Linked DNA regions of Mus musculus: regions 1, 2, 4, 5, 6 and 7 are each linked to region 3. A link is a loop called in an ENCODE intact Hi-C map of the cell type or tissue named here. Cell type or tissue: heart. All regions are shown on one strand. Each heading gives the region's core, and the rest is flanking DNA. Links, peaks and the distances in the headings are about the cores only.

Region 1 (4,543 bases), core at 341-4,340, 320 kb before region 3:
ACCGGACAGTCTTCCAGGACCGGCTCCCACTGCAGATGGCGTTTAGGAACCCAAATGACTCTGTAATCATGCACTGGTCTTCTGAGATGGAATTCTAGGCCCACCAAACTCTAGACAGCCTCCAGAATAATAGCACAAAGAGGGAGAGCCTGCAAAATATTTCAGGGGAGCGAAAATGAAGAAATAAATGTGTGCCAGCATTCCTTCTTAAGGGGACGCTTTAAATATATGAATATATGGAGAAATCCTTATCTGGTTGCCCTCCTAGGCTGGGACCAGAAAGTTAATGATAAATGCTAATTTTTCTTTTGAAAAGGTTTTCTTGGACCAGCTTTGCAGGCAGTGTTGGGCCCAGTGTCATGGAGACAAAACAGAAACGCTGTCTTTGAACACTGGGGCTGCTTCTGCTCTGCCAGCTTAGACTGCTAAGGCAGAAGAAAACAGAACAGCCGGCGCTAAGAAAGTTTAATACCTTGGAGCTGATATAGAAGGTATTATTTTGTCTTTCTGACATGCCCGGTACTATTTTTACCCAGGTTGCTGTGGGGTTAGGTTGGGACGTTAGAAAGAAATGGTGATTTATTTTAAACACTTTTCGGTTGATACAGCTCCTGTCCTGCTGCTATTCACTGTTTCTAATGTAAAAGTGACCCCCCTCCCTCTCCCTTTCCTTCAAAATGAACAACCATCAGAATCTCCGTGAAAGGACCCCCTGGAGCGAGGTCTGGGTGCTTCCTTGCTCCTGTTTCAGCTGGTCTGTGGGGCTCCTTCCTGCCCACCCCTGTGCTCAGACTCACAACCTCCTCCATCCTACGTGTTGTTTCTCATTTAAATGAACTGTTGGGTTCTTTTATTTCATACAAGTACTGGATTCGCCTTATCGCCCTCATTCCTTTGGGGGTTGCCAATTGGTTTTATCCGCGGATGTATCGTTTCTCATGCTTCCTTTTTTTTTCCTTACAAAGAGAAAGAACCTCTCCGTCAACAAGCCTCTCCGGAGTGGAAGATTAAAAACCTAGACATCACCTACCTTGCAGCGCTACTCCCAACTGGGTTGTGTAAAACTCAATTAAACGTGTCCCCATTGAATACTGCATTACAGTACATTAAACAGAAAATTCTTCAAGCGTGATGACAAAGCTTGAAGCCTCGGCTCAAAGCTGCTCCTTGCAGCTTGCTTTTACATTGCAGTCTTTATGGCACAAGTCTCTTGTTGATAAAACTTTAGTCCAGCCTTGAAATAATATCCTAGAGCCCCGCGGGGAATGTGAGAAAAGGGGATGGTAAAGTTGGTCTCAGCACTTTCCTGAGCCTCTATGGAATCTATACTGCCAACAGACCAGAAGATACAGTGGGACAATTGGAGCGACACGTCCTTTATTTGAGGCAGGTGAAATTCACAGATTCTGGCCTCTGTCAGGAATGTTATAGTACCCAGAATGCATATTGCAGAGACATATGGGTCCTTTGGGTGAGAGATTTATACAGACAGTATTCACAGTCCCTCCTACAAAAGCCCGGGGAACGATTCCAGGCCCATGGCAAGCCTTGCAGCTGTGCTATGGAACACAAATGGCTCTCTTCTCTTTTTATCCCTTGTCCCCTATCACTACATTTATTTATAATCCACGTTACCAATAAGCAAAACTTGTAACAAACTTTTTGGGGTTTTCAAAATTATTAAACAACTCTTAGATTCACTAGGTTTGGTCTAAAACTTTTCCTCCAATGCTACACATTTTGTTCCGACCTCACTGTATGGTCATTTTGAAGCTCCCCCCCCCTTTTTTTCCTGCTTTTGAATTCTATCAACTCACAGCATAAAGTTTCTTCTTTCCCCAGCTTTAGCTACCTACCCCTCTTATTTGTTTGTTTGTTTGTTTTTTGAGACAGGGTTTCTCTGTATAGCCCTGGTTGTCCTGGAACTCACTTTGTAGATAGACCAGGCTGGCCTTGAACTCAGAAATCTGCCTGCCTCTGCTTCCCAAGTGCTGGGATTAAAGGAGTGCGCCACCACTGCCTGGCTTCCTCCTCCTCTTATTTAGGTGCTAGACTGCTCACCAGTATTGGGAATGAATAGGGTATGTTTCTCTAATGACTCTTTCACATTTCTTGTGGATTATTGGTTTTTGTATTTAGTTTCTATGATATATTTGCTCTTAAATTTAAAACCTATGATCTGAAATGATATAGAACACCAGCACAGATTTATTGAAATATTTACTATGGCACACACATATTTACTATGGCTTAGAGGGAAACCCAATAACTCTTGAGTAGTCCATACTTAGTACTTCAGTGTGCAGCTAGGGGGCGTGGTTATCTCAAGACTTTACTTTTCATTTTCAGGATCAACAAATCTAACTACAAGTATTAAGCCTTAAAGTACTTGTCTGCACACACGTAGTTATTTAGCCATACGATGTATGTATTCATAACAGTAGGTTTTAGAAATCATCTTCTAATTAATGTGCTATATCCTTCATTATGTTCTTGGTGTCTTGCTGTGCCTTGTGGGTGGAACAAGGCTTCAATCTTCATCATTGTCACTTTATATTATTGTTGGCAGTGTTTAAGTACAGTTGGCTCTGGCTGTCTCATGGGTTTGGGAGCTCAAGTGCTGGGATTGAAAACGTGACACTGTGGAGGCTGACCAGCTTTTCCTCCATGGCCACCATGCTAGAGGGGTTAATGGATATCACTAGGGATCCAACTGGTGACCATCATGCTTTGCTGAGCAGAGTCATAACATTTAGGCCACTGGCGATGGCGTCTCAGATCTGCCAATACTTATATCTACGTTTCCAGCTCATTCAAAGAAGTTTTCAAATACTGGCTGATTATTTATAGAACAATTTAATATTAAGAACAACCTAGAGAGTTTTGGAAAGAGTTTATCTTCTTTTCCAGCTCTTTGTTATTATCAGGATAAAAGAAGACATATTTTCCATTCCAAGGCAGTTTCCTAATGAGTACTGATATCTTTTTAACTCTTATCCACCCTTGCCCCCTAAAAATACTTCAGAAAAGTAATTCATATTGTGTGCAAGTCTTTTTTGTATCTTCTATTAAAATACTACACCTCCTCAAACATACGTGTTCTCTCTTTGTAGCTTGGTAAGTAAATTCTTACATTACACTTCAATATTTTAATTGGAGAAATTATCTTTATTCTCAAATGACTTACATATTTTGTTCAAAGGACAGCACTTTATAGAGTTTTCTTCAAAGATTTGAAATCACACATTGCATGAGCTATTTTTCTTCAATTAAAATTTAAAGATATTTTGCAATTCATAAGGATCTATAAAGTACTTTCTGGTGGGTATATTTTGCTGGAAATTGTTATGAGATGTGATTATTTTATGATACAACACTCTTAGAGTAAAAAAAAATCACTTATTTTTGTAATTTTAAACAAATCACCCATCCCCTAATACCAGAGGACTTTTGGCTGGCCTGAGAACCAGTCCACTCCCTCATGTCTAACATGCTTCCGTTCCAACATTTCTGAGCTTTTGTTTCAACTAGCAGACCAGCAGCATTAGTTCATCATGCACGCTGAGTTGAAGGTTAGGGCATAGCAGCTAACTGCTGTTAACCGTGTGATTTCTCATTTCTTAAGACTGTTGTATTTGTTCCCTTTCTTTTTTAACGTATGAGCAATTTGGGTGTTGAGAAGTCTATCAAAAATATATTTCTTTAGCAAGGGCATAGATGCTGCCACAAGACGCAGACTAAACAGTATTCTCAGGCTGTTCTTGGGGTTTAGTTCCTGTAAGGAGTTTCCAGGGCTATCTGATATCATCTGGCTGTGTCCATTTCTAGCCTCTAATTAAGTCTGAGTGTACCGAATTCCCTTAAGATATATCTCCTCCTGATATATTTTATTCCTGGTCTCAGAACCCTGGTTAGTATTATTTTTTCTCCTTTAAATAATTGTTTTACTTCTTGGCCATTCATTTTTCTTCCCAGTGATTCTTTTCATGGATTCAACTGCCTATTAGCTAAAATAATAATACTGATATTTTCCATCATGTTGGCTGTTTCCATGTGATGATTCCAAAGTATTTTTAGGACAGCTTTTTTTTTTCTTTGTGAAAAGCAATTAATAAGACAAAGAGAAATAATGGCCAGAAAAGAGAAGTCATGGGTATTCACACACCAGTATCATTTAACTTTTTATCATATATGTATATTCACACCAATTACTGTACATGCATATTCTCACACAAGTATCTCTTAACTTTTATCGTATATGCTACTCGCACACAATTTATTTTTAATACCAATATTGCGAAATGTTTAAATTTCATTCATCTTTGAACCACCTGGGTAGGATTCTTGACAATCTTAGCAGACTGTTCACTTCAGTTCCTACAGCTGACGCAAGTCAGCATGGCACAGAGGTTACTCAACTACAGAAGCCAAGGATTAGGACTTGTGTCATTCTCTTTTCTAAGAATGCTACAAAATGTGCCTTGATTGATGCCATAGCATAACAGAGATTTCCAGATTCTCTTGATAAAAGATTTTCCTCTTT
Region 2 (4,543 bases), core at 175-4,174, 490 kb after region 3:
CATTCTCTGTCCTCATTAGTAAGTAGCATTCAATTACTGGGTGTTGCAATGCCAAAGAGCATAAAAGAGAAGCGAAATCTCGGTAAGATCTAAGGGCAAAATGGCATTTTTATATTGCTATAAAGATTACTTAACTCTAGTGCGGTGCTAATGATCATTTCTGTGACTAAAAACATCCCCTCATGATTAATTACATAAACTCTCATCATTCCAAGCCCAACAAAGACTTTAAAACAGTTTCATGCATCTTGTGTCCCCTCTAACTTTTCCATTAAACCAGGGACTCTAGGGATTAAAGTAACCACTTTCCATTACATTAAAATGGCGTACATGGGATATTTACGCTTGTGCGTGCGAAGGGTATTTTCTCATGGAAGGGGAGGGGGGCTTCTTCTTCTTTCCTCTATACCCGCCAACTTCTATTCCCCATACTCTTGTCAAAGGTATTCCTTCCACACGGAGCGTGATATCTGCACCGTCAGTTGTTCAAATTAGATATATTGACATATACAGTAAAACTCTCTGAGTGTAACTTCAGTGTTGTTTATATCATCAATAAAGTGGACATGTTGAAGGCACTCTTCTAAAATAAGGGATTGTTTAGCAGGGAATACAAGGCAGCTGTTAACCGTGAAGCTATAAATAAATACTTGGTAAAATACAGAGCAAGAAGACAGCCCCGTGTCTTCGAAAGCCTTGAAGTTGTACTGTAAAATGACCACTATTCTTGGAATACTGTACTTGCATGCCCACAAGCTCGGATCAAAGCGTGCACTATACAGAAAGGCACTGGCTGAGTTTATATCTATGTGATAGGCTTCCAAACAGTTACTTCCCCGGACACAGGACATGTCTGTTTACTACAACTTTTCTAATGAACATGCTTTACTGTTGCTTAAGAAAAAGACATGCAAAAAAGAAATAAACAACTGAAAATAATCTTCACTTGCTGAAAGGGATCAAAGTCTGAAATCTGAGACATTTCTTGGATGATGTCCCATACTTATGAAAACGGTCTTTCACTACAGTCTGTCCACGCCGGGATCCTCTCCCTGCCCTAGTGCAGCCAGCCCCTGGGGTCTGTTTCTCTCACCAGAGTGAGCAGTGAAGTGTGGAACGACCACAGACAGCTCTCAGGGCCCACACTGCTGCAGACCTCCCCGGTGCCCCCGTTCTTGGAACTGTGGCAGAGTCAGGTGACGGCAGAAAGAAGTGAAGCCCTTATCATTCTTTATTACGCAGCTTAAGGAAGATATACAGCAGAGAGCATGGTATGGAAAAGCAGAGACAGAGGATAGCCCCTGCCTGAGACTTGGAGTCAAGCACACCCAGACATCGTGCAGTTTGAATGTGGGGTCTTTGAGACCATAGGGCATTCAGTCTGGGTCACCGGAGGCATTTCCTCTGGCATGATGCCTCGTGGTTTACAATTTCCTCTTCTTCCTTCCCGTGACTCCACTGGAGCCGGTCTGGAAGTCCAGGAGCTTCTATCTATGTGGAACAGAATTTCGTTTTCAGAAATTGAGGTCTGGGCACCTTCTGAATAGAGACTGGCAATAATCCCAAATTGCATGTTTTATTATGTGGCCTTTATTTGTGTTTCTCATGAAATGAGCTGAGACACTCAAACTCATTTCAGATAGCAGCCAAAAACCAAATGGTCACATTGTCCCTAGGTGGACGGTCAGCACATTACAGACAAGGCCGTCCAACTCCTGCGTTTGCTAGAAACGTCTTAGGGAGGACAAACCGCTTCAGTCCCTGTTTCCAGCCGAACGTAATTTTATTCCTCGGTCGCATGGCTGCCTTCACCAATAGAAAAGGTCTTTACGTCGGATTTCAAGATCTTTCTATAAGGTCGCGTTGTGGCTGCATCTAAAAATCACTTTGGAATTTCATTTAACATGAAAGAAAGCAAAAGACGTGAGCCCTTGCTGCTAGTGTTTTTCATAAGTTGAGACGTGGAACCCGCTTATCCTGTGGAAACAAAACCAAGTGTAGTTGCTGGTTGCTGCGAGAGCAATGTCTAGTAAGGATTTCCACTTTTAATCAGTTATAAGGTACAGTGACAGCCACTGCGACTAACCACACCCTGTGGGGAAATGTGAATAAGCAGTAGTAACTTCTGCCAGAATTTAGCACAGGATTAATAGCATGCCACAGCACATTGGGGCCCTTCCACCCTACCGAGACCCCAGATGAAAAATTAATTAAGCTCATACATTTAAAACTAAATGCATTTCACTCCAAATTACTGTCCCCAAAAAGTTCAGCAACAACATGAAATGCCAAAATTGTAAACTCGCATCATATGTATTCAAACCCTGGTTTAAAAAAAAAAAAAAAAAAAAAAATCAGGGAGTGGGGGAGTGGGCCAGTTATGATTGACTCAAGATCCCCATCTAGTGGCCATATCTTGAATAGCAGGCTATTTGTGTTTCTGGAGCATTTGTGAATTAAACATCTAAGACATGTGATTAGCTCATTGTTCAGAAACGAGATTCTTTCTGCCGTCTTACCCTTTCCAACTGCATTGTAAGAGACATGCCCAAAATCAGGCATCAAAAATTCAAAAACTAAAATATCTCCAGGAGTCATTTACGGCCCCCACCCCCAAGCAATTACCTTGACTCACCAATAAACTCAGTTCCTCTGTTTTCTACAGGCTGTTTCCCCGATCCACCATTGATTGCTTAACTCTCGGTGTTGATCAAAAAGGATGGGAACTTGACATGAGTTCTGTGTGGTTACACACCCGTGCCACCACAAACATGTGAAAGTCACAGGATAATTATGGGGAACCGGGGCTTTCCTGTTTTGTTTTGTTTTGTTTTGTTTTGTTTTTGTTTTTGTTTTGTTTTGTTTTCTGGAAGGTTCTTGTTTTTCCACATCTTATCCCAGCTTCTCCAGATAGATCCCAAGTGCAAACAACTCCATCTAAATGAAGCTTGGAAACAGAAGCCAAACAGCTATGCTCTGGGGTAAGGTGGAGCAGAAGTGCTGATGAAAAGACACAGAAAAATTATCCTGGGATTCCAGAATGTTCTATGCCTTAGTCAAGGTGATAATTGCATATGTATTCTTACGTGCCCTACGTGCATAGTTCATGTGAAGTTCATAAATGACGACTCTCCGTAACTTGCTTTTCCCTAGTCCTGGAAGAACAGAGGTTGTAACTACCACAAAAAATTTCTACGAACCCTCAGAAACTTGGGAAAGTGAATATCTATAAAACCTACACATTAAGAACCTGGGACTCTGCATTTCTATAATTGGACTGAAAGCCTTGAAGGCACCTCCCAGCCCAAGCTTGAAACGAGCACGAGGAATTGTTTTCTCTCGGCTTCACAGGGTGAGCGCCATTACTCTCTGAGGAGGGCCGCCTTCCAACTATCACCCGTGTAGTCAAAGGGATAATGCAGACAAGTGGAAAAACGAATGGGTGACATAATCGCCAGGAATCACACCTGTCCCCCTTTCAAGTACATCATGGAATGCTCACACTAAAGGGAACCTGCCGATCTCCAGCTTCATCTCCAGGCCTTCAAGAGAGACCTAAGGGAGACTGTGACAAGTCCAAGATCACACGACTGTCTAATAACCTAGCTAAGCCACTCAGTCCTGCTGACTTAGGAGTCTTAAAGAATGTAGGCAGGACGGTGCGGGGTGGGGTGACCCCTATACCTCTGTGAGAAGAATACCAGCTTACCAGCTTTCCTAATCCTGCACAACTTTCAGAGACCTTGTTTTAGTTCCTGAGTGGTTTTCTTCCCTTCATTTCGATTTGTGAGCCTGCTGCCCCATTTCTTCTATCCACTATTTTTTTGCTTTCCATTGTATTTTTGTTTTGCCTTCTATCTTTATTTGCTTTTCTCCATTGCATGTTCAGCTACAACCAGGATTGCTCCTGAGTTTGCTTATTGAGCTTCACAGAGATGCATGTGGTCCAACCACTGCCCTGCAGATCTTACTACGTCAAGACTGACTTGAGTTCTGCCCTCCCTCCTACCTGAGAAGAAAGATGTCAAGCAGAACCAGGAGTCTGTGTCAACAGCTTTCCCTGGAGTTGTAAAGGCGGTCTCTTCGAGTCCTGCCAGGACAGAGGGAAGACAGTGAGCCTAAGCACAAAGCCACGGGCTGGCTTCCATGTCACCACTCCAGATCTCAAGGTCCTTGGAGAAAGGTAGTCTAGATCCAAGATGACCTTGTTCCCTTCACGATCTACCAACACCAAATCAGCCTAGAAAGTGTTCTTCAGTTCCCTCTGCCTTCTCTAAGTAGGTAAGAATGATATCAAACCAGGGCACACTCATTGCCATGTGTGACACTGACAGCCACTCCTCCAGAACCCAGCTGGATTCCAACGCCCTTGGTGAGGGAACACAGCACAGGTTCACCTCCATGGTGTCATGAGGGAGCAAGCTCTGTTGAACTATCCTACGTACAATCTGGGTTTTAGTGGCCACAGTTGTTTGGAGGAGGAGAAAACACAGCACAGGAGGGAGCTTAGTTTACAGGGAAAGAGGAACTTTGGATGCCAGTT
Region 3 (4,543 bases), core at 388-4,387:
ATACACATACATATATATACACACATATATACACACATATACACATATATGCATGAATATAAATGTGATGTCCATCTTTACCACTGAAGTTGGAGACAGACAAGACAGTAAGCACATTACTAGAGACAACAGCTTGGAGAAGAAAATAACAATAAAACTGCACACACAACACATTTACTACCCATAAAGGGATGCATTGGTAAAAGAAAAAAATCATCATTTCTGTCATAAATTTTGCAGTGCAGCCCCAGAATGGAGAACAATCTGGGCAATTTATTGGCATATTGGCAGGAGGTGATAAGGCTAAAAACAACAGCAGGGAGCAGCTGTGTGGGGAGATGGGCTGATAGCATGATATGGCTTCCACACCAAACACCTCCCGTCCTATCACAGCTTTTTATCAAACCAGGATTACAATAATAGCTTATGAGAGAAAGCTTCTGAGAGGAAGGTAGAAAATATAGTCTTGGAATAGGAAAAAAAATCTGAATTTTGGGACAAAACATGGGGGCAAAATACATAATTTATCACTGTATTATCAGAAAATCCAGGCAGTCTAATCAAGGAGCACTGAGTGACTATTTTTTGCCTTATCATCCAAAGTGGTGGAAACGGAGAAGGAATTATCAGGCTTCTGCAGATTGCTGGGCTGGAATTTTAATGGTAATAATCGGGTTTCTGATGGTATATCTTCTCCGCTTATCTTTCCCATTATCTCCTCTTATCTGGCCAGTCATCATAGCAAATTAATGGTGCTCTTTCAGCGTCGCCTTTTTATCGCTGCCCGGAGAGCACCCAAGGGGAAAGAATAAGCAAAATATTAAAATACTGCATAAATCACAATTTTAGATAGCAGGGAACTGTATGCAGTAAAAGAAAAAAGAAAAAGAAAAAAAAAAAAAAACTCTGTGCCCAACAACCTTTTTGTCCTTTAAATTGACTGTCTCAGAGTTTCTAGTATAAACTGACTTTTGCTTGCCGTTGCTGCTGTAAACTGGGTATGTTTTTATCAGCTGTACCAACGCTTTATTTTCAAATCCTGGATGTTTCCAAGTTTAAAATGTAATTTTCGTAAGTGCAGGAAATGCTTTTGTTTCGCAGAGCATCTTCATCTCATGGCTTAAACTTAACATTGATGCAGAATAGCCAAAGAAATTGTGTTAATTTTAATGGAAAACAGTGTACTTCATGCACACATCCTAAACTGGAGGGAGAGAGAGATCGTGGAAAAGACTTTGAGTATAAGAAAAACTTCTTCCTCCAAAAACACCTACCTCATATTCCTGGACAAGCAAAAGGGGACAAGGGAACTGTAGAGTGCAGCCAAAGGGACTTTTGAGCTGATCAAACACATTTAAATATCTCCTCCCCAAAAGCTTGGAGATTGCACTACTCCCATCTAACAATTCAAAAAGCTTTTGGTTTTCATTTTCCTTAACAGTGGAAGGAGAGAGGAGGAGTTCACATTTGCATAGATTGCCACTGTAATCCCAAAGTGAATCCAAGACAAGCCTAAAATGCACAGATATTACAAATGTATAAACAGATCAGCAGAGAATGATGCCTATGAACAACTACACAAATATATAAAATATATTTATTTGCTCTTTTCCCAATTAAACAACTTTCACAGATTTTTGGTAGTTAATAAATCACACCACTCAAATAAGCCAGCAAAATGTTTTACGACCTATAACACAGAGTAGCATCAGCAATTAGTTCCAATGCTTTAATCTTCAATTATATGAGGTGGACATAGAAGAGAAAAAAAAATGAATGTAGCTAATTGAGAAGATAACAAAGTCTTCCCAAGTAGAATCAGATGGTCTTTGTAGCATACAATCAATTAATATTAATTATTTATTAACAATCTAGGCGACAGTCATGAACTAAAACCATTTGCATTTAATGTTTCTAACCACTTTTTTATACTAAACATCATTTGGTACAATAAACTGTACAATGTAAACAAAAGGCTCTGATCAACTCAGCATCAAAACGGAGAAGGTAATTAGATGGCACAGAGAACCCAAAAAGTGAAAGTCTTCCAGGACAGTGTTGCCACAGGATTAGGTAGGCTTTCCGCCAAAAGTGAGGTCCACTCCTTGGTTTGAAATAAGTTGTTTAGACTGAGAACTGGCACACAGGGACAGAAATCCACTGAGTTAAAGCCAGGGAATTACATCTGAGAGGCAGGGAGTGTGAGTGTACTATATTATGCATATTGAATAATCAACTGTAGCAAGCTATGTATAGCCTGCCCCCAATCTCAAGGACAAGTTGTATGATAAGATTTATTTTTAAACTACACCAAAAAGAAATTCTGACTTGCATGTAGGGTACCTATGAGGTAAGGGTAATACTAAAGCAATATACTAAAATTACATGATAATTAGTTTTAAACGAGTAGCCAGATCCTCAACAACACGGAAAATCAGAAATACATCACAGAACTCATAAAATATTATTGTTATTATTATCATCATCATCATCTTCTTCAAATTAATAAGGCCTTTAACTTTTTTTAGATTAAAGGATTGAAGATATATTGCAGGCCTATCGAACACACAGGAATAATTTTCCTAAGGTGAAAAAAGTTGGCCTAGAAGAATTTAGTGAGATTGTGGATTTCTGGCAGGCAGGTGTCTCTGGCACCGCAGGGACCCGCACCCAGGGACCCAGGGGTAGGGGTCAGGAACTAGGAACAGCACCAGAGTATGGGCTACCTTGAACTCAAATCCTGTGAGCCCAGAAGCAAAGGAGGCCCCTCCCAGTGGGGACTCCGCTCCTTGACCAGTGGCAAACTGAAGCCCGCCCTACACAGTGTCCAGGCGCCGTGAGTGGGACCCACCCGAAGTCCCCGGGTGCAGCCCAATACCGCGGCAGGCAGGGAGGGGGTGCGCGGCAGGCAGGGAGGGGGTGCGCGGCTGTCTCCAACAGAGGCGCGAACTTTTACACCTACTTTTTGTTTCACTTCGGGTTTGGCAAAGCGTTTGGTACCGCCCAGGACTGGGTCCCCAGACACTGATTTTCCACCGCACTGGGGAAGTTACCTCCCTAGCCCGGTGGCCTCCACCAGCTCTGAGAACTTCATCCCGGGTTACCAAGACATGCTCCCAAGAGTGGTAGGCCAACCGCCAGGACAACAACAAGGACAACAATCATACTAAGCTCTGCGGGAGCGGATTGTCCTGTTAGATTTCAGCATAAAAAGGGCGACGATTGCAGCAAACCAGAGTTGAAATAACCGAGAACCCGGGAGCGCGAAGGTTGGAGAAACACTGGGCTGCGGCTGCCCGGCGCTCCAACTGGCTGTGCATCTGTCTGCGGCCGTCTGGTTTTCCCTGATAGCTTGCAAAGTTTGACAAATCTCGAGGACTAGGAGCGGATCTCCCCGAGTGTCTCCCATCTTTCCCTCCGCGTGCGCCCCTCTCCCAGGAACCGATCCCACCAACTCCCAGTCCCGCGCGCAAACTTACGTTTGATCTGCCGGGGTTTACTCTGCTTTCGCCGGGACATTTCGGCCGCGGCCGCTGCCGCTGGGGTTCCTGCGGTGTCTGCGGTTCCCGCTACGGTTCCCTGGGTTGTCGCCGCCTCTGCCTCTGGGCAGGCTCGGGCCGCCGCCGGTCGGACTCCAGGTGCTCCGTGCGCTCGGGATCCCGGAGCTAGGCTCCTCCGGGAGCGGCGGATCCACGTTTGGAGATGAGCAAGCAAATGAGAGGCCGAGCAAGGGGCAGAGAGAGTGTGACAGGGAAGAGGGGAGGGGGCGACGGATAGAGCGATGGGGCTGTGGGGGGGAGGATGGGAATCTAGGAGCGATCGGCCAGGCAGAGAGAAAAGGGGAAGAAGGGGGTGGAGGGGTAAGAGAAGGAAGAGAAGGAGGGAGGGGAGGAGAGAGCGCAGGGGGACCCGGGCTGCGAGGGGCGGAGGGTGCGGGAGGAGGCGCGCGCTCGCTCTCCGTGTCCCCGGCTGCCGGGCAGAGACTCAGGCGCCGCCGCTGCCGCTCCGGGCCGCGCCGCGCTCGCACTGCTGCGGGAGGTGGCGAGGCGCGCGAGGGAGGGGCGCGCCCGGGCTGTGGGGAGGGGAGACTATGCCATCAGCGAAAGGAGGATTGGCTGCATCCAAAGCCAGTCCGGATGCAAACTCACAGCCCGGCCTCGGTCGCGTGGAGTGCAAGGGGATCGCGGCGTGGGTGGGAGTTGAAGGGGTTGATGGGGTGGGGGGAGACGTGAGGTTTGGAGGGGGCCACCTTCTGCATTTGTCACCGCGTCAATGCTGGGCAGCTGCCAGGCCACCCTTCCCCCGCTCCCCTTCCAGCAACTTCTTCCAACAGCCTCTTCCAATGGACCCTCTAACTCTCCTCCCTAATGCCTCGCCCATCTAGCAGGGCACAAAGAAATCTCAGTCTCCTTCCATAAACTTTGTGCTTCCAGTTACTGCTCCCCTCCTGGAGCCCCTGCCCTCCGCCCTCACAGTTTCTTGGCAGGAAGGTTAGGCCACTGGCAAAGTCCCCAGCGAAAGCCAGCTGATCACAAATGCCAAC
Region 4 (4,543 bases), core at 213-4,212, 370 kb before region 3:
CTTCGGTCTAAGTCCTATGATATATATGTGAAGGGCATTCATTGTGAAGGGCACCGAGAGAGTATGATGAAAGGAAGGTGTTCAGGAAAGAGCTGACGCCTCGGCTTTTCTGTCCTTGGACACATCTCTAGGGTGCTGGTTACCAAAGTTCAGTCTAATATCAGATTGCTAAAGGACCTCACATTTTAAAAAAAGTCAACATATTTTCCATAATTTAAATGTGTCCTTGTAAACTGTCCAGCTTCCTGCGACGTCAAAAGGAAATCATGTAGACTTGGCACACATTATTCTTAGATGCAAATTAGCTAATGAAATAACTCTCTTCTCATGTTGATCTATCAAGGCTGTTGAAATTAATTCAAGATTAGAATCTGTCATAAAATATTAATCACAGGGCCTATTGGCCCAGAGATCCCTGCTAGCCATGATGCTATCCAAGCCTGTTGCCTTTGATTGAATCTAGCATCAGTTTCTTTTACAGTGAATCAAGTAAAGACAAACAATAGTAACAGTGTTGCTAAAGAGCACAGTGACAATTACTAATGTGCGATAGGTTTTACTTTTTTATTGAACACTGGTGATTAATGCTTCTATGTACAATGTTAAGTCATTCTCCAAAAATTGTAAGATTCTGTTATTATAATCCCAATATTATATAGGTGTAAACTGAGGTTTACAAAGTTGATTAATATATCTAAAGCAAAAAGCTAATCAACAAAGGAGTGAAAAAACTACCCCAAACGTGTCTAATCCAGAATTCATGATACTGAGCATTTTAGGACCTCTCTACAAAAGCTTGAGTTATTTATGGTTATGCCTTTTGTTTGACTTGTCATGGAAGGGGTGCACTGCTGTGGTCAAATTTATATCAAAGAACTAGTGTAGAACCACCAATGCTTCCAACTATCACAGAATGAACGTACCACATTATCACCTTGAAACATCTCAATTACTAACTTCACAATTTAACTGACGACTAAGCTGAAGGCAAAGCTAAGTCAGACATTACTACCTTTGCCTTCAACTCAGTTGTCAGTTAAATTGTGTTTGGGTAAATATGTAAGCTTTGCAACTGATATCAGGGAGATTGTTACAGATTTGAAGACAATGTATACTTGAACATCACAGGTGCTAAAAAACCAATCTTACAAGAGTGGTTTGGGGACACATATAGTTTAGGCAATGGGAGTGACATGGGAGTAGTATATTTCACAGCAGTAGATCCTGGGTGTTGGCTAGAATCTGACTTTTATCAACGGATCATCTTTAATACATCAGTTCTTGACAACTAACTGGGTCTTGTCAAGTGAAGACAAAAATCATGTGCGAGACAGGGGATACAAACTTATAGTACAATGAGGTATGACTGTGAGGAAATAAACAGGAGGATTGCAAAGATTGAACTAAGGCAGTTTCCATTTTGAAAAGACATTTGTGAAGACAGAATCAAGGCAAGGACCCAATACAATGGAAATATATATGTATAAAGTGAAAAGGTACAAAATTATATTACATTTATGATTAACACTGAACAATTTCCTCTAGAAAAATGAGAACTGTACGTTACTTGTTTGTTTATGTTTCTTCCATCAATGCTTTGAACTTACAGAAAGCCTTTTGAAAGTCATAATTTCACTTGTGCTTTTTAGTACAAGCCTTCAGAGTACAATCATGTCTTTGAACAATGTGCCAGATGGTTAGATAAACACAGCTACCATCAGATGGGTGAATGGCTTCATTTTTCATCTTCCTACAGCTTGAAAATGGATATACAGTAAAGCTCTCATGTTCTCATGAAATGTGAGGATTCTTCTTCAGGACTAATCTTTCTCCATCAGGCAGAAAATCCTGGTATCAACTAACCAAAGATTACTCAAATTGTCTCCTGGACTCTAGCTGTCTCCTCCTTAGCCCCAACACCCTCAACCCCGTTAGAGGCATGAGCGAGGCTGAGCAGCGACCACCAGGTGGCGCCAACCTACAATCAGGGAACAACATATTTATTGAGGCCCAATGTTTTTGCCAGGATTACTATGACTAATTATGATCTCACATATTTGGTGACTAAGTTTTCAGACCCTGCTGATATTATTCTACAGATAATAAAATTAAGTTGTATAGTTTATTCATGTTTATACAGTATGCTACTGTCTATAGTCCAAAGTCAGGCTCCACAGTAAGTATATAATCAGGAGTCTAGGAGCTCACAGTCCAATATAGCTCCCTTCTACCCACGGTATGAGGTAGAACTGACCATTTCGGAGCCTATGCAATCAACTACAACTCATTTATGCTGCACTGAGACCGAAGGACTATGTTGTGTAAGCATGAAAGAAAATAAAATCCAAACAAACAAAGCTCAAGGTGTGTTGCTAATACACTCACTCATACTCTGATTTCGTGTATTAATCATGGACATTTTTTTCTGTAATGAATACTCAATAATTCAATCAATATTTCTCTGGGGATCAGCCGTTACTCATCACGCAGGAAGCTTTGACTCCAATCTAAAGAACCATCAGACCTCGTGTTCAGGAGTAGAGGCAGGAGAATCTCAAGTTCAAAGCCATCCTCCTTTCCTACTGTGCAAGACTGTAGATCGTTTTAGTAACATGTCTCAAAAGAAGAAAAGAAAACAAACAAACAAATGAAACAAAACCCTAACCACCACCGAAGTCTAGGAACACCATTCCACGTAATTTAACAGCTATCTGACAAGAATTGGTAAAATATCCACCCCAAGGTGAGTATGATGGAGACTATGGAAAACACTGTCATGGTTTCTAATGTAAAGGACTGAGTAACCTATTAGTGGAGTTGAAATAAATGGAAACAGGGGAGGGGAACGCAGATAATGTAAGACGAGTATTAGACGCAATGACAACGCAGCTCTTATCAGAGAACATGGAAGTGACTGAGCCCAGGGATGACGAGCACAATCTTATACAAAAGACTAAGAGTTTGATTTTTTTGTCACGAAGGGAGGCTGTGATATAAACACTCTGAAAAGAAAGAGCTGTTAGCCATTCGGCTTCATCTCTTTGCTTTCCTCTGACTCAGTGGTTCCATTTGGGTTAATTCGATCCTTGACGCTCCCAGCAGATTCTTATCAGGGCAGTTTTGTAATAGCTGCTGACCTATCAGTGGGGAATATTGAGAGACATGCACGGAGTATAATTTTTCAGCAGCCACAGGGCAGGTGATGCTGGAAAGGCAGCTCTCTTTTAAATGTATCAGCACTTCCAAGTCTGCAGCGCATAAAAGTTGCTCACAGTTTGTATCTGTGCCAGGAAGATGAAGGCAATGCCTGCTCCACACACCAGTGGTGAGATGTGTGATTTCACCCTTGGAGAATGTGACAGAGTAATCGACTTTGATGATTAATCCATTGTCACAGGAGGCTCAGCATTGGTGGAGATGAATTTGCTGCCTTAAGTGACTCCCCTGTTGTGCTGCATTCTTTAAAACTCTTAGGGAGTTGATACACGGTGAGAGGGGATGAGACTGCAAACCTCAGGAAGTCACTCCGACTCTTTTAGACTTGTGAAAAAGCACACAAGGCAGCTACATGTTTTCTTTGGGCGTCCAGATTTGACTAAATCAAGGGATCTTAGAGAATACATCCCTTCTGGGAAATTCTTGATAATAGGAACACATGATCTCACACAAGGTTTAGAAGACTTCCTGTAAATCATGGAAAGTGTGTTAGAGGGGCTCTGCGGGGCACTGCTTCGTTATTAACATACCTGACCCAGTATTATCACATGTAGTATATGAGTCACATACACTAACATATCATGTATAACACAATGGGCGTATATATTTCTTCACATATATGCATGTTAATGAAAGTCACATAAACAGATGAATACATGCTACAAGTTACTTCTTACAAGTCAAACCAAGAGAAGTCATTTTGCCTGCTAGCGTCCCTTTTCCCTGACCTCCAAATGGACATGGTTTCAGATTATGAAAAACTACTTGAGAATTTAGCCATTCTGTCTTTGAGAGAAAAGACAATAATATTATATTTATAATTTATTAATACATATTATATTAGAGGCTACATATAGCTCAGGTGGACTGAATAGGAAATTGTAGGCTTCTTGGCCCAAACCCCAGAACTTCTGAATCAGGAGGTCTGGATCAAGGTCTGAGAAATCTACAGGCCTCCTCTCAGCAGAGGAGTCTGGAGCAGATTGTCTGAAAACCACATTTTGACAATACAAAAAAAATTGTAACTGAATAAGTTAGATGTAGACTGGGATTTAGCTCTATCACTCTGTGGCTATTTATCACTAAACAAAACCATTAAAATATATAAACTTTAGTTTCAATGACAGCCTAATAAAATGTTTACTATTTGACCCCCTAAAAACATGTATGAATGAGAGTATATAGACACACATATAAAGGCTTCCTAATATATTTGTAGAAATCACATGTAGTACATAATACAAACCAAATAATAAAACATATAGCTGTCTCTCAGCACAGCAAGTTAGAATGCACTTTCTGGTCTTTGAGCAATTTTTGTTTCCAT
Region 5 (4,543 bases), core at 346-4,345, 170 kb before region 3:
TCTCTCTGTCTCTGTCTGTCTCTCTCTGTCTCTGTCTGTCTCTGTCTCTGTCTCTCTGTGTGTGTGTGTGTGTGTATGTGTGTGTGTCCCAGAAGATCACAAAATACAAGGCCAAGAGGGCAAGTTTGCCAACATTTCCCAACAACATTAGTGTATTACATATTAAACCTTTTATATTATTTTAACTATGTCCCATATGAAACAAAGTTTTTTGTTTATTTTCTGCATACAAATGTACTAAATATATTCCTCACTCTAAAATTCACCATTATCTTTATTGGAACAGTGACAATAATATTCAGATAAAGAAAATCTATAGGACAGCTTAAACCAACTCCTTCCCTACCTTATACTATCCTCAGCTTAGATGGACTATAAAAAGTGAAAAGAGTAGGGAGAAAAAGGATAATATAAAGTTGCGCCATCAAAATTGGCTTCATTAAGATCCTTAATGAAGCACGCGGGAGCCATTTATTGACTCCTCAACTATTAAGATGGAACATTATTACTGCTTTAATAGTATTTCCATTTTCATTTAGGAAATAACTAATCAAGGGATCAATGTACCAAAGACTTTATTTTCTTTCCCTTGGGTCACTTGAGTACATATTTTAAAATGCAGAAGAAACCTAAGAGCAATTCCCACTGGTGCTGTATCTCCTGAACAATTTAGAGAAATAACAAGAAGAGTACAAGGTCAACAGCTACCAAGAAGAAGACTGCTATGGAGCAAAGAAACTGGGTGAGTGGAGAGGCTCCCTTCCTGGGAGAGCACAGGAACCCCTCTGGGGCAGGAAGCTTCCCCTGGAAGGGCTGCAAAGCATCTCCACCCTGACCTGCTGTCAACCTTCAAAACATTTCTATTTCTCAGACTCGCTTAGAATGCAAACTACCGTTTTCCAGGTAGATCTCACAGCCCTGCTTCCTTTGAGGTACTGACATGTAGCCACAGAACCCAATCAGATAACACCTATTTACATATTTATAAAGCACCCTGTAAAATCTCCTATCAATTGTTGCTGCTATATATAGGGCTTTCAGAGGATCTTGTGGGCAGGGCGCTCTACTGCACTGCTCCCTTCAGGACTCCAGATATATCTCATAATGTGATTTCAATGTAAATGGGGCCCATCACACAATCACACCACTTCACAAACTCTTTTCTGCTGGGGTAGCTTAAGTCTAAACACACTCAAGCAGCTTGCTGCACCGGAGCAAGATTTCTTCTACATTTAAAAAAAAAAAGAAAATTTTTTTTTCAAAAAAAAAAAAAAAATCCAAAACCCCAACACAACAATGCCAGGGGAAAAAAATCTGAACGTTTTCTGCAGAAAGATGGGCCGTCTCCAAATCCTTGTGCCCTATCAGACAAATTAAAGTAAATCAAGCATGAAATGAAGCCGAAGAGCCCCGAGATAAGGCTCCTTTAAGTCGTTTACAGATTAGGATAGAAGAGGTGCATCTGGTCTCTGGCAGCGAAGGAGGCCAGTTTCTCAGCTCACAATAGCAGTCCGTGTATAGGATTACCTTACCTTGTCACTGACAAGGGAGGAGGCACTCGCAAGATGTCCCTAACTAGCGCCGTCGGTTAAGGGCTCATATTAAAGTACTAATTGTTGCAATGAAAGCAATATATTTATCATAAAACACAACAATACAGGCCTCTTTCCAGGAAAAAAAGAAAATCCTACAGACTGATTTATGAACTGGTCGGAAGCAGATAAACTGGGGAGGCTGGGCGCGGGGGTCTGCTACCAGCAGATGAGCCTCTTCTCTTATCAGGCAGGATTCTGCAGCTAGAGACAGAAGCTGATAATTCTCCAACAGGAATTAGTGACAAGGCCAGGAAACCGTGTTACTGGTTAGACTGGGGCTCCAGCAGCTGCCAAAAGTCCCTCTTGTTATCAGATGTGTTTTGTTGCTATGAACGGTGAAGTATTCTCTAGGAGAAACTGGATGCTCTCTCAAAAGGCTTCATGGTTCATGATTAAAATATAGGAGGAGGAGGAGGAGGAGGGTGTAAGGTTTTCTTGGAAGCATCTGGAATTTTGCAGCATCTCCCTGAAGACCTTGTAGTTCTTTGGCACTTTGAGCAGCCTGGAAACTCCCTTCTGTTTCTTGCCTTGACAAAGAATGTTTTCTTCTCCAGTAAGAATAATTTATGCCTTGCTTCTAAGGGATTCCTTCACCACCAAGGCACTGCTACCAGCTAAACCAAGGCAGCAGTTTCAGAGAGCCTCAAGAATCTACCCTGTGTTTTGATTAGTGGGACGCTGGAAGCAAGGAAGGGCTTACTCTCTTGTTCTACCAGACTTTGGTCACCTCACTGCTCAGGAATGATGCAGGCACCAGTAGAGGTGGTTGGGCTATTGTGAAACACCATGAAACTTGACACTGGAGCTAAGTATAACTCTTCTGATCAAGTCATTTTACAGGGCTCGATGTCACAAGACTTTGCAACACACTTGAGCTGAACCCGTTTTGTCCTATTTTCACTGTTGAACTGCACTTGCGATCTGATAAAAGGTAATTCCACCAAAACTATGGCAAATAAACTGAGGTTTAGCTGGGTAGAATGCCTCCCTTCAAAACATTTGTTGATGACAGACATACACTGAGGAGTTCCATAGTCCCTCCCAGTCTCCAAGACTACCTGACCAATATCCTCATCTTGGGAGCAAGTCATTTAGGTTTTCAGGTTGTTGCATGCGGGACAAAGGCCTTCATCTCCAACCGCAGATAACCCTTTGGCCACTATCTGTGGGGACACTCAGACGTAACAGTGGACATGGATACCGATGTAGAAGATATGTGTCCTTTATCTACCAGTCTAAAATTAGCTCTCATAGTGCCACTTGAAAGAATCAATTTCAACCTTATTAATGTGCTATTTAGATTAAAATAAGCAAAGTCTTCTGTAATTATTGTTCCTTAAAAAGAAGTAAATAGAGTCAATGCAAGATCTTTTAACCGTGCTCCTCAACTAGGTATTTGCTCTGACTGCATAGACAAGGAAGGCATCACTCGGGATCAGATAAAGAAAGAGCAAAAGTTTAAACCACAATATAGATGTAATTGTCACATTTAGTTTTCCTTTCATTTGCAAAAAGCTTAACTAGAAAGTTTGCATCTTAAAATTAGAGGAAAATATTACAGAACACGGGGGAGATCAGTCTTACAAGCAAACTATATGGAGAGAAAGAAGTCTAGTGAAGTGAACATATATACTGCATTTGTTAAAATGTAATTATTTTCAGTGGAGTAGGTAGAGGATAATCCTTCCCTCCGCGAGAATTGATATATTTACAAATCTGACCAAGTGATGATATCTAACAAGCGCTTGCTGCTTGCTGCTCCACAATAATAAACTATCTTAAGTTATGCCAAAAGATAAGAGATACGCATTATTTCTCCATTTACTAACATTGTGAGGAGGTGACATTTATTCATATTTACATTACTTCCTTACATGACTTTGTAAAACAAACAAGTTTCTCTTATTTCATTGTGTATTATTTGATGACACATTTATTCTTGCTTTAAAAAATGCCAGTCTATTAAAGAGTTAGAAAATGTTCTTCCTCCATAAAATCCCTGTCAAAGACATGCTAAAAAATTCTCCACACATATGATACCATATTTTATAATTATTATAATTTGAATCTTTCAAACTTCCTTATGCACTAGGCATGAAGTTCATTTATAGTGAGACATTTTAAGGTATTTTGTGTATGAATTAGCTATATACCTCATTGATTACCTTTGATTAATTATTAATATAGCAATACCAATTTTTCTAGTATAGCAATAAGAGTTAAATTAAAGTGGAAACTTGGCTCATTTTGCATGACTTTAAGTAAGGCAATGTGGCACTCAATAATTTAGCATGAAGTAAAATTTAATATTACATTAGACTTTACCAGCCCTACTAGGAAAACTTAAGAACAAAAAAAGGTCTGTGCTGATGTGTACTTGGGGCTTAAAGGCCATTTTCCTTGTGTGATGAAAGTCTTCTGAGACTATGTTAGCATTTTCACCAATATGAAGGAGTGTCAGAAACAAATGACTCCCACATCACAGACACACATGTGTTTCTGCAGCTGCATATGTATCCGATGGCAAAACTGAAAGGCTTTGAACTTTCTGCTGCTAGAGTATTTCTACAGTAATGAAGAGCTGCCACTGGCTTTAGAAGCATTCAACTCCAGCGAACCTCCTCTGCCTGCACTTTGAGTATGGAATGTTTGCTGTTCTAACAATTCTCCTTCTGAGGGTGAAAATTTTGAGCCCCAGCAAACATAACTAACGTTCACGTTAGGACTCACCCCCATGTACGTACCGTTCCCAAACTGCATTTCTCTGTGGCTTTTGCACTTTGGACATTTTCACGTACATAAGTTACACTGACATTTTCCATGTGGTCAAATATGTTTGTTTCCAAAACATAATGGGTAAGCTGTGATTATCTTTATTGTTATTATTAATATTATTACTTCTATTTTTAGAATTTTAAGTATAAATTTTCTAGTTTATCAGTAAGAAC
Region 6 (4,543 bases), core at 325-4,324, 420 kb before region 3:
CCAAAATACACAACTTGCAAGCTTATGAATAATCGGAGTGCATTCTGCACTTTCATTTCTGACTTGTGTGTTGGGTGTTCTTAATTTAAATTCTTGCCCAGCCTGGGAGGCTCAGAAATCAGGTGGAGGGGAAAAGAGGAGGGGAGGGGGAACTGACACACTGTGCCTGCTGCTCTGCAGAGGCATAAATTATACAAGTTCATCATAGGAGGCTGTTTTTAATTTCTTTTTCCCTCTTTCCATTTCTCTGTGTAATATGCATTGCAGGATCACAATGAAGCTCCCTTAAGCACCAGGCTAGAAATGAGCCTCTCAGTGCCTCTGTCAACTTGTCCATTTCTATTAGACTTCTTTGTTTTGCCTTTCTATTTATTTATTTTTTTAATTCCCAGAAAGTAATCGATTTTTCTCTAGGGAGCTAGATCAAAAGTGTGACACCAGTGGATGAGGTGAAAGACTGGCATCCCCTGCAGCAACTGGTCAGATCCCTGGAACAGAAATGCCAGCATTTGGCAGGAACCTGAGTTTTCAGCCTTGATTTGCAATCACTCAGAGATACTGCCCAGTTACAGCTCTCGTTGTGTCCTGTGTCCTGTGTGCTAGGAGATGTCCTGTACACGTCACCTCTGAGAGATGGGCTTCAGCATCAGCCACATGAAGCACTCAGAACTCCCCTAAGTGATGATCTTAAGAGATCTGTGGGCAAAAGCAGCCAGGAGAGGGGATTGCATCTTTCTGCAAGCCATCTTTAGTCAACATATTCCATACCTTGGTAAAGTTTATTAGCTTTTAAATATATTTACCCAAATGTTCTCCTAACAAAACATGATACTTATCAAAAAAAAAAAAATCCCAACAACCATACAGTATTAAGCAATCTGTGATGCTTGGAAAATTAAAAATTATAAGTACTATGCATTATTTTCATGCTCTTTTGTTGCCCAGAGCATGTTTCCTGTTTCAGTGTTTCTCTCTTCTCAGGGAGCATTTTATCTGTCCATAAAAGCTCAGTAATTCTGAAGGAGATCATGGGTCGAATGTGTCCTACAGTAAACAATGGCTATCATTTGTAATTAGGGTTCAAGTTCTAAAGATGACAATGTGTGTTGGGTTTTCTTATTGCAACATATAATTTTAAATTAATGTTTATGCTTTTATTTCACTTTATATGAGCTTTCCTTTGAGTAATTATTTTTCTTTACAATCAACTGTTAAATATAACGGAACTAATAATTTCCCGCTGTGGAAAAATGACAATGGCGTGCATGCACCTGTTTTTTACTCTATCTGGTTTGGCAAACAAAGTTAATGGGAAACAGGGATTCTAACTTTCTTCCCGGGCTGGGGAGGACCGGAAGTGTAGGCAGAACTGCGTGAGATTCTGTTGCTTTAGCATTGGAAACATGAAATATTTGAACAAAGCCTTGTTATCAATTTCAAGTAACACAAAAATCATCCATGATGCTAATAGTGCGATGTACAATTTCTACCAAAACATCTTTTCTTTTTATCCACTTTTCCAGAATTGAAAATTCTTTAAATTGTGGAGCTTTAAAATTTTTTTTTAAAAGATGAGTAGCAGCTGTGGGTCGTGGTTGTGCTTCGGTGCGCTGTGACTTAGTGTGTCTTTTATTATGTTTAAGGAAGCTCATAACTAGTATAGTTTTAGTAATTATATGTTATTTAAGATTATATAATCTAATACATAAGATTAAAATCTGGTGTCTCTTTTTCTTTTCTTTTCTTTCTTTCTTTTTTTATTTAAAAGGTTTATTTATTTTATGTATTCACCATTGTTCTCTTCAGACACCAGAAGAGGGCATCAGACCCTATTTCAGATGGTTGTGAGCCACCATGTGGTTGCTAGGAATTGAACTCAGGACCTCTGGAAGAGCAAGCAGTCAGTGCTCTTAACCACTGAGCCATCTCTCCAGCCCAAATCTGACATTCTTAAGTTGCTCATAAACGTATAGAACAGTGGTGTGATGCTTCATTTATTTGGGTTCTATTTCATTAATTTTTGCTTACGTCATGGTGTAGGTAAATTCAGAGAATTTTAATAATTCTAACTTAACCTTTAAAGCATAATTTATTTTTATTTCAAGTGTGTGACTGTTTTGCATACATGTATATCTGTGTACCATGTGTATGCCGGTGCCCAAGGAGGCAAGAAAACCATCAGATCCCCCAGTACCTGAGCTGTGGATGAATGTGAACTGCTGTGTAAGTTCTGGGAATTGAAGCTGGGTTCTTTGTAAGTGCAGCCAGTGCTCTAACCACTGGGCAATCTCTATTCACAGCCCTAATTTTTGCATTAGTATCTAAAACTTTCACGATAGTTTATTACAAATAAAATCTTTTTTGAAAAGCCACAGTATTTCTACCATAAGGCAAATTGTAGCATTATGATATAACAGTTTGTAATAATAAATACTTCCAGGTAAAATATGGATATTTATAGCTCATTTATAAATAATGCAACTTTTGACTTTATTCATGATACTCTCTCTGTGCATTGACATAAGATTATCGATGTGTGTATTAGAATATTATTTATAGATATAACTATATATGTGATCTTTAATAATTTACATATCTTTTCTAATCTTAATTTTGAATGACTGACTTGTTAGGGAAGAATATAGTGTTGAAAAAAGAAACAGCCAGCAGGTGGCGCTCAGTGCACACTGTGAAGGAAAGACCGAGGAAAAGAAAATGCAGGTTTTATTTATTTAATTCTACCTGAAATGTTGAAGTTGCTACACTGAGCTTTATAATCCCTAAAGATTTATGTTAATTGACTAAACAACTTTGTAGTAATTTACAGACTATTCTCCAATGCTCATCTGAATGCCCCTGCATTCAACTCACGCACCCTTGTCAAGATAACAAAACATAAAGATGTAACATCCCCACACCCCTAACAGGGAAAGAACGGAAGCCTGGGTTGCTGAAGTATAACAAACGCTATCCAAATGAACAGGTCTAATACGTTTGCTTGTTAATATGTAGCAACTCCCATTCCTCTGCTTTTTAGCGTCTTTCTTTATTCTATAAAGGATACAAAAGTCTCCTGTTTAAAGAGTTCCATTCTATATCATAGACATTTTAGAGCTCTACCTTTAAGAACGTGCTTTGAGCAGACATTTGATGCTTACTGAAATGAGTGTGCTGCTGCTGCTGAATCGCAAGGAAAGTTAACTGTTTGTGCCAAAGGAGAAACAATTGTGACAAGCATAAGCATTAAAGATTGTTATGTCTGTAAAATTAATGTGACACTTTCCAGGCCTATAGTCAAATGCATGAGAAAGATTTTGCTTGAACATACACCTACATTCCTCTGAACACATCTGCTTCCTTGTCTTCCTATCATTCTGTGACAAGGGGAGTTATCTTTCCCACTTAATTTTATGTTAGGTGTATCAAAGGTACTCTCAAGTCTCTACATTCTGAATACCTGTTTGTCATAAGTAAAAATCCTCAACTAGCGTTCTGGTGGTCAGGTGGCTTAGCATGGTCTTTTCCCGCAAGGTCTTCATTGCTGAATTTCAGGCAAAGTCATTTAAGCAGTCTGGAAAACCTTCATGGGATTATGGGTAATCAGCACGAACTTGAGTCCCACCATCACCAGGAAGGGCTCCTCAAGCGAGTGATTTCAGGATGTGCACAATGGAGTGAGTTTCTACATATCTTCTTGCTATATAAGAAGATGAGGCTCTCTCACAAGCCACATGGGCATTCGCCCAAGAATGGAAGCTAAAAACAATTAGTCAAGAGCATCATAGCATCACAAGGTAGGAAACAGTTTTTCAAGTAATTGAAATCCACAAATAGAAAGGGAGTCCTAGCTATGGCTTGTGCTTTGACAGTCTGACATTCAAGGTCAGCCCGTCTCAGTCCAGTTAGGATGGGCAGCGTGGAAGGCAGGGTGGCTTTCTGCCAAGGAAGTTGCAGATGACTGGACAATCCACTGCAAATCTCAACTTTTTCCATGTATGACTATGAAACTAGAGCAAAATAATTTTCTAAGACTTGCATGGCCTTCTGTTCCATTTTATTGTGCAGTTTGCAATGACAAATTTTACTATTCACTAATTGGCACAAAAGGGTCAATCTGACAGCAGCTATTGTTTCCACTAAGATTAGCAGTGCAACCCATGGTCTTAATCCAAAAATAGGTATATGTCTGTAGGCTGGTGTCACTTCGTTATAGAAAAATGTGGTATTATTCTCTTGGTGCTTACAAGGAGACCTCTTTTTGGTATTTTATGGTTATTTCTTATTTGGGCCATGTGATGATAGAATTGGGCAGAATGGGTTCTTGATTTCCTATATGAGTCTCAATGGAGGGTGGGAGGGAGCACAAAACCAAGACAGAGTGGATTTTCTACAGATGAAATTCTCAAGCGGAGTATAGCAAGGCAGGCAAGGGATCAGGACAGGAGAGCAACTGCAGAGAAAGACTCCATTCGTGAGAGGGCTGCGTCTTATCTGGAAGACCATCACAAACAGACAGGACAGCAGGACAGCAGCCTGGCTGGCA
Region 7 (4,543 bases), core at 225-4,224, 72 kb before region 3:
TTAATTAGATACTTATCTTCTCAGTTGCATCAATACCTATGATTGGTGAGTGCTCCATATAAGGGTGAAGATATCAGAGAGGAGTTATGATATGAAGGAACGGAACAACAGTTTGGAGGGGAAAATGTAATTATTATTTTATAATGGTCTGAGTATTGGTTAGGATGGCATGTTTGTTCACAGTATAAGTCAAAACAAAAGGAATAGGCAAAGTTATTTCTCAAGTTGTACATGATCAACATTTATATCTACACAAAATTTCAATTGAAATTCACCTCATTATTGTATTACTTGGCAATATCGAAAAGCTGTGTAATAATAATAATAATTAATAATAATAATACAAATTATGTTAGACAGGACACAAGGACACTTTCACAAAACTGGTTTTAATGTTAGTGAATTTTGTCAAGATCTTCTTTATGGTCTTTGATCAGCAGCACAGGAGCAAACAAGTTATTCACAGTAACTGAAGGCATTTGTGTCCTCCCCACACGAGCAGATTAAGAATCTGTTGGATTCCAGATGTTGGAACTCATCCACATCCCTTCGTCCTTTTATCTAAGAAAGGTCTGATTTCCATTCCAATGTTTCTTGCCTTTCAAAGAGCCTTAGTGTGTTCTTCATTGCCACACTCAGAAAGGCAACACGGAAATTGCCCCCAAGAAATATATAAGCAATAGGGGTCTAACTCTTCCCAACTTCAAGGACTCAGACTGAATGAGTACAGTGTTCACTCCCACCGAGCCAGAGAGCGGTGGGCACTCACACTCCACCAAATGTAAAACAAGGACATTCTTGTCAAGCTGCCTAGAAAAACTCTTTAATAAGCACAACCCGGAAAGCACTCCAGTAGCCCAGGCTTGCATACAGACCCAGATCTAATAAAATACCACATCAATACAGCAATGCTCTGCCCACCCCGTTCCCTTTCTCCTTCCATTAGTTTTATATCATTGTCTCACATTACCTTATACAAAATATTTCTGAGAAATATAGGTGAATGTGAGCCAAAATGCCACAATAAAATGTAGAGATGTGATGAATTAGAACTATGGGAAAATATCAAAAATTGACATTAGTAACGGAAATGTAATTTTAAAAATCACTAGCTTCAATACTTGAAGGTATGAAGCTTAAAAATCAATGAGACACTTCAAAACATGAGCTCTAATGAGAGGTTACTCCTGTGTTTAAACCTTAGCTGTCTTCCTGATGAGCTGTTTGACTTCTGTCTGCCTCAAAAAGCCTTGAGTGTCCATTTCTCATCTATAAGACCAGGGTAATCGCCCCTAGTCATTTCAAATTATATGCAATGAACTTACATGACAGCTGGCACAGTATTACTATGCAAAGTTTGTCAGTGTATTATGTTTGAAATAATCATATGGTGCCTTAGGAAAGATGTTAACAAGAACCCCGCTGTGGGAAGGGGAGAGGGAAAGCAGAAGATAGATCAATATAGGAGAAGCATGCTTATTTGATGTCTTGAAACGTAACTAAAAGAAGGAGATGACCCCACTAGATGTCTCCCTGATGTTCCAGAGTCATTATACATTGCTCACTAGGGGGTAAATGAGGCTCCACATCTTGTGTGGCTAAAAGGAATTAGATAAACTGTTTACCTTGCCATCTTGAGGGTTAGTCTTTAAATACTCTAAGAATTAAATTGCCCCCTTCTTATTTACAAGACTACAAGAGGAGGGTTTCTAATTAGAGAGGACACATGGTTACACTAAAAGATAAACCTTTGTTCCACAGAAACAAAAATAAACTTCCTTTTTAGATAAAAAAAAAAAAAAGAGAGAGAGAGAGAGAGGCTTTCCAGTCTCCTTATGAAATACTCAGAGAAAGTGCAAACTGGGGGAAGCACAAACCTAATGAATGCTGACAGACCAGGCCAGCTGCTACAGAGAGAACGGATTCTGCTGAGCCCTAGGGACATCTTTTCCGAAATTTCTTGCTTCTGTGTCAGGGAGATACGTAAGGACAGCAGTAGCCTGGACCATACCCAGTAGAAACAAACTAAAGATGTCTTCCTGTCCTGAATGTTCATTGACTTGTGATTTCTACTGAATTACAAAGTTCTAGTCATCATCCTTACTCAGAGACCACAGAAGGAAAAGGACCAGGAAAAAAAAAAAAAACAACTGTTTAACATATGCAAGTCTAAAAACTCAAAAGATCCTGCAGGCTGGCAAAAACAGAGGGGTCCCTTGTTTCACGATTCCCAACACTGCTTCATGAGGCTAAACTGGTTTGAAAATGATGAAGGCATGAAAAATACTACTCAAAATTCAAATTATTTCATGCCGCACCCTTTCATTTATTTTATTGCCTCAAGGGTGGAAAAGGCATGTTCTCCACTGACTGAAGACAAGAGGAGGGGCCAAGCTAATGCTAATGGGATTTCTGTGGCCAGAGCCCACAACCTGAAGACAATCTTGCACACCTCAGCTTAGAATTTACAAAACATCTGCAAAACAGAACAGTAACTGCATCCATGGAAAAGCGTGCATCATACTCATTTGACTTATGGTACTTACTAAACCCTACAAGAATATAAAACATAACTTCTAGACAGTGGCCAGTGCAGAACTGTCAATACAATTTTGAATTTCATAACCAAATAGTTTTAGAAATTACAAAAACAAAACCAAACAAACCACCAAAACTAGAAAAGAGGGAAAGGTGAAATATTTCCAGGGTTATTGTCCATGGCAATGAAAAAGACACAATATATAAACACCTTCCCTGAAACAAAGGTGGCTCCCTGGAGATATGCTACTGTTATTTGTTACTTGACAGAACATCCCTGAAGTACTGAAGCATCCCAGTATCTTGAAATGGACTCAGAAGTGCTCCAGATCTGATTTTATAAAATGTCCCTCTTCAAACTAGAATGTTTCAGAGTTGGAAATAACAATAATTCTCATCAGCCAAAAGCAATTTTAGTTATTGAATCTACTACAGCATCATATTTAAACCTTTTAAGCTTATCAATCAATCTTCAAAATCTCTCTCTCTCTCTCTCTCTCTCTCTCTCTCTCTCTCTATATATATATATATATATATATATATATAAAACAAAAAAAAATCACCAACTTTTTTCTTCAGAGTCTGAATTTCTACCATAGAAGACTGTCCACAATGGGTTTGCCAAGGCCAACTCTCCTTGAGAGAACTGGAGGAATTTTCTCCTAAGAATGACAGTGAAGTAAAACTTTTTGCACACAAGAAGCCTCCTTGAAGACCACTCCATACTGATATGAACTGTCATGTCTTTATCATGAAATTCTTAAAGTATTCTCAAATAACCTAGGCTTACATATTTTAGTGAAATATTTAAAAATACATCCTAAAACACTATCATTTCTTGCCACTAGCATATACCACAATTATTTTTTAGCTATTTTATTAGAATGCTTTCTATCTTAGCTTTACTTTCAACTGCAGAATTTGAAGACAATATTTCTTTATAATAACTTATTCAAATCTGACTATTTCTCTTACCTTGGCTCTTTGGTTCTTTTGTTTGCTTAATATCATATTTTCCTCTTTATTTCCTTCCTTCTTTCCTTTCCCTTCCCCCAAAGCTCTTTACCTGCCTCTATCTCCTAGTGCTCCTTCCTCCCTCCTCCCTCTTGTTTTTGAGACAAGGTTGCTGTGGACAAAGAAGCTCCTGTTACCCCCCAATTGCTAAGACTGTGTGACTCTGTGCCACTAAGCTGGAGCTGGAATCTGGAATTGAGGCTTTGGGGTGTGCTCACTAGGTAAGAACTCTACCAATTTCTAGATCTCTCACCCCAACCATATCTGTGAATAATGGAATCGTTTAGAATGAAATCCACCTGTTACATAGAAAAGAGCCATAAGGATGTTGATGGATTTTTGGTTTTGGTTTTGGTTTTTTTTGTTTGTTTCGATAAAGGACAGCTAATGTAAAACATTAGCTTTCTATCTTTCTCCATTTGACACTACAACTCATGTTGGATAAAAATAGAGCAACATATTGATCAATTCTAAGGCTTCAAACAGAGCATGGAGTTTTCATATTAAACCCTTCTATCTAACACTACAAACTAACAAACACTCATTTATAGACTGACGTTCAGAAGGGTAAGCAATTTATAAACTTATATGTTTCAAAGATACCTCTAGAGCTCCTCTTTTTAGTTAGTCCTTTCATGCTGCAGATAATTTGATAAGAACCTTACAGTATAGTTTCTCCTATCAGAATTATGATTAATCATGTGTGTATCTTCATTAATATTTTCTCCTCATCAGTCTATATAGTATTAAACATACCACATTGGTAAAAATAATGTAGTGCTATATAATAGGTATAGAATTTTTCTTGACTATTACTATGTTCTAGAATGATACCAGACAAAGAAATAGTATTTTACAAGTTATGTTCTATAATGTGGCTTTATAAATACTGTTTATAATGTAATGTAGGTACAATGTGGTTATTTCTCAATAAGTCATTTGAGAACTATAATTACTTTGATTAATTTACTTGTAGTAGTTGTAAGCCATT

Evidence for each region. Hi-C counts contacts between places; a loop is a spot of excess contacts. Peaks named below come from ENCODE experiments on the same cell type or tissue, not always from the same donor. Only the 100,000 strongest peaks of a DNase experiment are listed, where the experiment ranks them.
Region 1: it touches region 3 in a loop (3-fold over the local background); 5 of 42 quality-filtered maps call a loop at or near these places.
Region 2: a loop joins it to region 3, with 3 times the contacts of the local background. A loop is called at or near these places in 9 of 42 quality-filtered maps.
Region 4: a loop joins it to region 3, with 2.6 times the contacts of the local background. A loop is called at or near these places in 5 of 42 quality-filtered maps.
Region 5: it touches region 3 in a loop (5-fold over the local background); 4 of 42 quality-filtered maps call a loop at or near these places.
Region 6: a loop joins it to region 3, with 6 times the contacts of the local background. A loop is called at or near these places in 9 of 42 quality-filtered maps.
Region 7: it touches region 3 in a loop (2.3-fold over the local background); 3 of 42 quality-filtered maps call a loop at or near these places.

Annotation. Positions count from the first base shown.
Region 1 is chr15:40,975,270-40,979,812 of GRCm38, reverse strand. The region is part of intron 5 of Zfpm2 (zinc finger protein, multitype 2); the gene reads right to left. Among named protein-coding and RNA genes, the nearest start is that of Gm46502, 200 kb to the left of the region's middle. In heart, for the core only: a CTCF peak has its summit at 2,316; no DNase peak of the experiment used is centred there; H3K4me3 peaks cover 740 bases; H3K27ac peaks cover 1,173 bases.
Region 2 is chr15:40,164,747-40,169,289 of GRCm38, reverse strand. It overlaps Gm33301 (predicted gene, 33301), which reads right to left. Exons shown (of 3, transcript NR_155350.1): 2 at 4,010-4,090; 3 at 1,214-1,977. Among named protein-coding and RNA genes, the nearest start is that of Gm33301, 4.4 kb to the right of the region's middle. In heart, for the core only: a CTCF peak has its summit at 2,410 (motif pointing left); no DNase peak of the experiment used is centred there; H3K27ac peaks cover 498 bases.
Region 3 is chr15:40,654,520-40,659,062 of GRCm38, reverse strand. It overlaps Zfpm2 (zinc finger protein, multitype 2), which reads right to left and starts at 4,021. Exons shown (of 8, transcript NM_011766.5): 1 at 3,480-4,021. The coding sequence starts at 3,519. In heart, for the core only: a CTCF peak has its summit at 2,848; DNase peaks (open chromatin) are centred at 2,912 and 4,082; H3K4me3 peaks cover 3,704 bases; H3K27ac peaks cover 2,891 bases.
Region 4 is chr15:41,027,333-41,031,875 of GRCm38, reverse strand. The region is part of intron 5 of Zfpm2 (zinc finger protein, multitype 2); the gene reads right to left. Among named protein-coding and RNA genes, the nearest start is that of Gm46502, 140 kb to the left of the region's middle. In heart, for the core only: no CTCF peak of the experiment used is centred there; a DNase peak (open chromatin) is centred at 1,955.
Region 5 is chr15:40,822,303-40,826,845 of GRCm38, reverse strand. All of the region lies in intron 3 of Zfpm2 (zinc finger protein, multitype 2), which reads right to left. Among named protein-coding and RNA genes, the nearest start is that of Gm33353, 83 kb to the right of the region's middle. In heart, for the core only: no CTCF peak of the experiment used is centred there; a DNase peak (open chromatin) is centred at 2,355; H3K4me3 peaks cover 973 bases; H3K27ac peaks cover 2,016 bases.
Region 6 is chr15:41,077,959-41,082,501 of GRCm38, reverse strand. The region is part of intron 5 of Zfpm2 (zinc finger protein, multitype 2); the gene reads right to left. Among named protein-coding and RNA genes, the nearest start is that of Gm46502, 94 kb to the left of the region's middle. In heart, for the core only: a CTCF peak has its summit at 2,674 (motif pointing right); no DNase peak of the experiment used is centred there.
Region 7 is chr15:40,726,468-40,731,010 of GRCm38, reverse strand. The region is part of intron 1 of Zfpm2 (zinc finger protein, multitype 2); the gene reads right to left. Among named protein-coding and RNA genes, the nearest start is that of Gm33353, 13 kb to the left of the region's middle. In heart, for the core only: no CTCF peak of the experiment used is centred there; a DNase peak (open chromatin) is centred at 1,910.